Regions from separate parts of the Homo sapiens genome. Here region 1 is linked to region 2. Evidence: chromatin contacts called from ENCODE Hi-C or POLR2A ChIA-PET data. All regions are on one chromosome and are shown on one strand. The core of a region is the stretch at or near the end of the contact, and the rest is flanking DNA. Distances in the headings are between cores, read along the strand shown.

Region 1 (3,454 bases), core at 280-2,779, 170 kb after region 2:
AGCCAGGCGTGGTGGCACATGCCTGCAATCCCAGCTACTTGGGAGGCTGAGGCAGGAGAATCACTTGAACCCGCAAGGCGGAGGTTGCGGTGAGCCGAGATCGCACCATTGCACTCCAGCCTGGGCAATAAGAGTGAAACTCCGTCTCAAAAAAAAAAAAAGAGAACACTGAAATTCAATAGAAGATGGGAGACACTGGTTAAAGAGGGAAGTAATAGGACTGCGTGCTTGGCATCACCAAGTGCCAGGACTGGCCCCAGACCAGGACCCAAGGAAAGGGTGAGTGAAGGAACTGTGGGGTACCACATTCCTGCCACAGGCCTCTGAGATCTTAGCTACAGAAGAGTTCCATGACCTCACAGACCTTTAGACTGGCAGAGGGAGCTAGGGAACTACGTGGAGACCACACACACACAGGTCACTTGAACTCATATAGAACCCCAAAGGCTTCTATGTGCTGGACAACTTAAGCAAAGCGTGACTCTGGGCACCAACCCCCAAGACTCTATGTCATGCCATAAGCTGCTGCAGCTGCTGCTGTCTGCCAGGCCAGGGAATGAGCACGGCCCAGGCACTCTCACTCTTATATGCCACAAAGACAGGCTACATCTGAGCATGCCCCATGCCTGCTCATCCCTCCCAAGACTGCCTGCCTGGCCATTCCCATGGCTTGTTGGGGAGGGAGGAGACAGGGGGAACCTGACCCCACAGTGTAGCCACCATTGCCCCATCTGAGTGTTTTGTTGGCAGCCTGGGGGCAATTTGCTCCTCCCTATCACAGCTGTTACTTGAGCCCAAGGGGCCAGTGGACAAGTCTGCTGACTTGGTACTTGTTCCCCAGGACTCAAGCACACCATCCAGGAGCATGGAGATTTATGATCTGATCTCAAGCAGGGTAGGAGCCCCCACTGTCAGAACCACAAAGAGCATGGTGTGGGTTCACGCAGTGGCAGGGAAGCATGGTGGCCCGCCCTCCATAAGACTAAAACAGAAAGGGTACGGCCTAATAACAATGGTTTCTGCCCCCAAGGAGTCACATGGCCTGTGGCTAGGCAATTTGAATGCAGTTGGCTTGGGACTAGCATAACCATTCTGTTCTGCTGCTGACAGCTAGATACTGGAGACCTACCAGCTCAGGGGTGTGGGAGCTGGGTGGGTCCCACTGCAATGTGGTACAGTGAAAACCCTGGGCTGTCCCAATTCCCCTGAATGGGCTCTGTAGCACAGGAGAGGCACCTCCCGGCCTCTCTGGAAGATTGCCCCAGTGGCCTGGAAGCTGACCCTAGACCCTTGCCAGCCACCTTGGCAGCAGAGCCGGGATGGGGACCACTGGGAACCCCATGGGCCCACTCATTGCCCAAGAATTCTGATACCTCTCCTGATTAACAAAGGCGAAGTAAAAATTTTACACCATCTCAACTACCGGGCGCCTGCAAGTGCCAGCTACTGGCTGGGAGGTCAACCTCCAGGGCCCATCACTTCTACTGACACCACTGGACAGTGCTTGGCCGCCTCTTTCCTGCAAGCTCCACCTACTGGCCCGTAGAGTGAACTGCACAACCCAATGTAATTCCTGCTGACTGAAGCACACAGCTCTGGAGAACGAGATAAGCCTCCCAACACCTCCACCTTCCCATCTCTGTAGGATAAAGTGAACCCGCTCACACACACAGTACACCATTACTACAACCTAAAAAACAACCAGCATTTGAGAAAACCACTACATTAAGGCTATTATTAATACAGAGCTTTGGCCCCCTAGAAACAAAGAGAAGCAGAATATGCACTTACCTTGCAATGCCCTACTTCAGAAATGAAGGAGAGATAAAGACTCTCAGACAAAAGCTGTGGGGGTTCATCTCCGCTAAACCTGCCTTATAAGAAATGTTAAGGGAATTCTTCCAGCTGAAAGAAAAGGATGCTAATTATTAACAGGAAAACATGAATATGAAATTCACTGGTTAAAAAGTAAGTACACAGTCAACTCCAGAATACTCTAATACCATAATGGTGGTTTGCAAATCAACTTATATCATTAGTATGAATGCTAAAAGACACAACTTTAGGCCAGGCATGGTGGCTCACGCCTGTAATCCCAGCACTCTGGGAGGCCAAGGCAGGCAGATCACCTGAGGTCAGGAGTTCGAGACCAGCCTGGTCAACATCGCGAAACCCCATCTCTACTAAAAATACAAAAACTAGCCGGGTGTGGTGGCGGGCACCCGTAATCCCAGCTACTCAGGAGGCTGAGTCAGGGAGAATCGCTTGAACCCGGGAGGCGGAGGCTGCAGTGAGCTGAGATTGCGCCACTGAACTCCAGCCTGGGCGACAGAGCGAGACTCCGTCTCAAAAAAAAAAAAAAAAAAAAAAAGGCACAACTTTAAAAAATAATAATAGCTATAATAATTTGTTAATGGATATATGATATAAAAATATAAATTGTGACATCAAAAACAAAATGGGGAGCATGGAGTAAAAGTATACAGTTTTTTTTAATGCAATGAAAATTATTAGTCTGAAATATCCTGTTATAAGATGTTTTATATAAGCCTCATGGTAACCACAAACTAAAAGCCAAGAGTAGATGCACAAAAAGTAAACAGTAAGGAATGAAAGCTTGCCACTAGAGAAAATCATCTAATCACAAAGGAAGACAGCAAGAGAGGAAGAAACAGAGGGTCTGCCAAACAACTAGAAAACAATGAACAAAATTGCAGTAGTGAGTCCTTATTTATCAATAATAATCTTGAATGTAAATGGGTTAAATTCTCTGATATGGTTTGTGTATTTGTTCCCTCCAAATGTCATGTTGAAATGTGACCTCCGTTATTGAAGGTAGAGCCTGACGGGAGGTGTCTGAGTCACAGAGGTGGATTCCTCATGGATGGCTTAGCATTATCCCCTTGGCGACAAGTGAGTTCGTGTTCTGAGTTCATGAGAGATCTGGTTATTTAAAAGAGTGTGGGACTTCCCCCCTCTCTTGCTTCCTCTCACCATGTGACATTTGACTTCACCTTCTGCCATGAGTAAAAGCTCCATGAGGCCCTCACCAGAAGCTGAGTAGATGCCAGCACCATGCTTCCTGTACAGCCTGCAGAACTGTGAGCCAATTAAATCTCTTTCCTGTATAAATTACTCAGTCTTAGGTATTCCTTCATAGCAACACAAAATAGATGCACACATTCTCACATGAAAAGACAGAGCAGCTGAATGGGTAAAGGAAAACAAGACCCAACTAAATGCTGCCTACAAGGACACACATGGTTTGAAAGAGAAGGGATGGAAAAAAGATATTCCATGAAAACAGAAACCAAGAGTGCAGAAGACACTATAGTTTTATCAAATAGAATAGACTTTAATTCAAAAACTGCAAAAAGAGACAAGGTAAGTAAATGACAAAGGGGTGAATTTGCAAGAGGATGTAACAATTGTAAATATATATGCTCCCAATGTC
Region 2 (3,166 bases), core at 350-2,849:
CTGGGATTACAGGCGTGAGCCACTGCGCCTGGCTCTGCTTTTTCTAATTACACCTCATGGAGATGCCCCCAAAGAAGAGGTAAGTATTTGACTACGTTCTGGATGTTAAACTCCTGAGTGGCAGGAACTTATTGCCCAGCATTTAATTGATGCTAAATACTCATTAGATGGGTGAATCAAATTATAAATCAGCGGAGAATCCATTCTTAGAAGATAAATGGTATAAATACACAATAAAGGGGAAATCATCATAATTTTTAAGGGAATTATGAAGAGTTAGGACTCTTATATTGGGCTTACATTGGAAAGATCCTGAAAATCAAGCTGAAAAACTGGAATTTATTCCATAAAAAAAATGTAGGTTACAAAATGCAGTTTTTCACTGGAGCTATAAGATAAAGGTGGTGTTTAAAATAATATTTTAAATTAATTAGTTCTCCTCAAGGTAACTGAAAGGAACAATTACTTACATACCTTGTGTGAATATAGTGGACTTTCATATCTAGAGGAGGAGGAGGAGGACAAGGGAGAAGAATCACAAGGAGCAGGAAGAGGGGGAAAGGAAGGCAAAAAGAAGAATAAGAAGACAAAGAATAAAGTCAGGAAAGAGAAGATGAGCAGCAGGGGCAGTAACAGTAACAGGAGAAAGAGAAAGAGGAGTGGAAGAAAGTAAGAAGGAGGAGAAGAAACAGCAAGTGACAAACCACATCCTTCTCTTAGGAAAACATTGTAAGTTTATTCAACAGACATAAAATTACTCTGAGAAATTGCTTACAAAAGTTTACAAATGCTTTCAAGTTCTGTAGAAATCTCATTACAGACAGGTAGTAAACAGTTTGCAGGCAGGCCTTGGCCCATGGACCACATTTTCGGTAACCCTGGGCCATAGGACACAGCCATTCAAAATAATGTGCCTTCATTTCAAACTTGTCATCATATGAACAATATTATTCAGCAGGTTTCCAAACTGAGGATGCTGTGACTAAAAGTTATCATCTGTAAAGTGTGTTAATATTCTATACACTAGTTTTGTGAAATATTTTAAAATACCACAGAGAAGGAAAAGAAGGAAGGAGGAAAAAATAAAATTGGCGATCCATTTCATAACTGCACCAAAAATTATTTGAATAGGGCTTTTTCATAAAATATCACAACCAAGTGTCAAAATTCCACTGAGGAGGGAATAAAAGAACACTAGGTTAAATTTACCAGGTGAGAATTTAGTGAGGTGCAGCAGTCCCCCTTTATTCACAAGGGTTGCATTTCAAGACTCCCAGTAGGTGCTTGCAGTGGGGGGATAGTACCAAATCCTATATATACTATTTTTTTCCAATATATACATACCTAGGATAAAGTTTAATTTATAAATTAGACACAGTAAGTGATTAACAATAATTAATATTAAAATAGAACAATTATAGCAATTTACTGTAATAAAAGTTATTTGAATGTGGTCTCTTTCTCTCTGTCTCTCTCTTTCAAAATATCTTATGTTCATAAAAATAACCTACTGCGGTTGACCGTAACTGAAACTGCAGAAAGTGAAACCACAAATATGAGGGAGCTACTTTATAAATAAGAATGTTCTTTACAACGAAAACTGTCAAGTACTTCAATGTAATAGCTGTCATGCCAAGAAACCCTGCCTAGTAGCCTAGCATCATGAGACTTAACCTTGCCTATTAGGAAGTCAGCCAATTTCTGCCTAAGATTTAATTATTCTTCTAACAGAACCCAAACTTCTAACACAACCCAAACTCCAAAACATGACCACGTGGCTAATCTGCCTATGGTGTGCCAAGAACTTCAAGGCAGTAAAGCTTAGGAATTTAAGTACCAGAGAACACGAAACCACAGACTATTAAAAAATATAGTACAGACAGTCCCCAAGTTAAAATCGGGTGTGTTTCAAAACTTTCTTCATTGGCTCTTCAGAACTCAGAATACTTTTCCCATAATGATGATATTATAAACTAACAAAAGGCTAATACATGCATATGTAAGAGAACTACTGTGTACTAGGAATGAAAAAGTATAGAAAATTGCCAAAGTATAAACTTTTTAATGTTCAAAAATATATTTATGAGAATACATAGTGAGCACATTTCAAATATTTAAACTTAATGAGGGAACCATTAGGATGGTAAAGGCTGTTTAAAGAAGTATATGCAAGACTGGTGTATCGAATTAGTAAAAGAAAAGATGCTAAAATAAGATTGCTAAATTAGATACTGGGTAGATTAACAGCTCACCAAAGTGGTATAAAAATTATTTTAAACTGAGAACATCTTAATCTACAATCACCAAAAAATAAAAATAAAACATTATCTACACTTATGCAGGTACTCCCAAAAATACACCTGCCTTTGACACTACCCACACCCCTTCACCCAGGGAGTTTCCTGTTTCAGAAAATACTGACACTCAGCACCAGGAAGTATGAATTTAGCTGCCTATTAGCATCAAAAAGCCAAATAGAGCCTTTCATACTTTCCTATTGATGCCCTAAACCTCCCCTCCATTTTTGCTAAATTGGAATACAAACCTTTATCTCTGGCTACTAAACAAGTTACTCATTACTGAGTACTTCTGTAGGCACAAAAACTTTTGTTCTGTTAATCTATTCTTAGTTAATCCAAAGGCCTAGACCATTCAAACCTAAGAGGGTTAGGGGAAAGTTTTCCTCCCAACAGAGCAAAACCGGCTAATGTCGTAAAGAGCTATAAAATCATAACCTCTGGATTATGTTTTCTACTGAAGGGGTTCAAAACATGCTACCCTCAAAATATGCCACTTGGCATATTGCTTATTTCAAGCTAAAGTAAATTAAGAAACAGCCAATGCAGAAAAAGCTCTTCACTTCCCCCTCACCTGTTTAAAATAATGTATAAACTTCCCCTTCTGTAAGGAAAATTTACATTTACAAAGAAAATTTCTATTAGTAAAGGTATCCATACCAGGAAGAGAACAACTCTAAGACAATTTTTATTGCCTGAGAGACTCTTATCCACATAAGAAGGTAAACTATATTCACCCTACATTTCCTCCTCTCACCTTCCCATCATTTGCCTCCACCACTCCCCAGAAGTTCCAAAGCCCTATTTTTTCCTATAGCTTATGCTGACATATGTCTCAGTTATCTGGGTACTTCCTTGAGTCTCATTTT

Evidence for each region. Hi-C counts contacts between places; a loop is a spot of excess contacts on that map. ChIA-PET counts read pairs that join two places held with the same protein, here RNA polymerase II (POLR2A). Pooled maps may share reads with other maps.
Region 1: a loop to region 2 is called in a pooled map, with 2.3 times the contacts of the local background. The contact joins two enhancer-like sites. A Hi-C loop is called at or near these places in 7 of 50 pooled maps. POLR2A ChIA-PET finds 5 or more read pairs at or near these places in 6 of 52 experiments (A549, AG04450, Caco-2 and 3 more).

Annotation. Positions count from the first base shown.
Region 1 is chr11:102,388,951-102,392,404 of GRCh38, reverse strand. No RefSeq gene overlaps it. Among named protein-coding and RNA genes, the nearest start is that of BIRC2, 43 kb to the right of the region's middle. Within about 2 kb of position 1,529, at least 4 of the 41 ENCODE cell types and tissues checked have a DNase peak (open chromatin) inside an H3K27ac peak, as active enhancers do.
Region 2 is chr11:102,559,289-102,562,454 of GRCh38, reverse strand. No RefSeq gene overlaps it. Among named protein-coding and RNA genes, the nearest start is that of MMP7, 30 kb to the right of the region's middle. Within about 2 kb of position 1,599, at least 13 of the 41 ENCODE cell types and tissues checked have a DNase peak (open chromatin) inside an H3K27ac peak, as active enhancers do.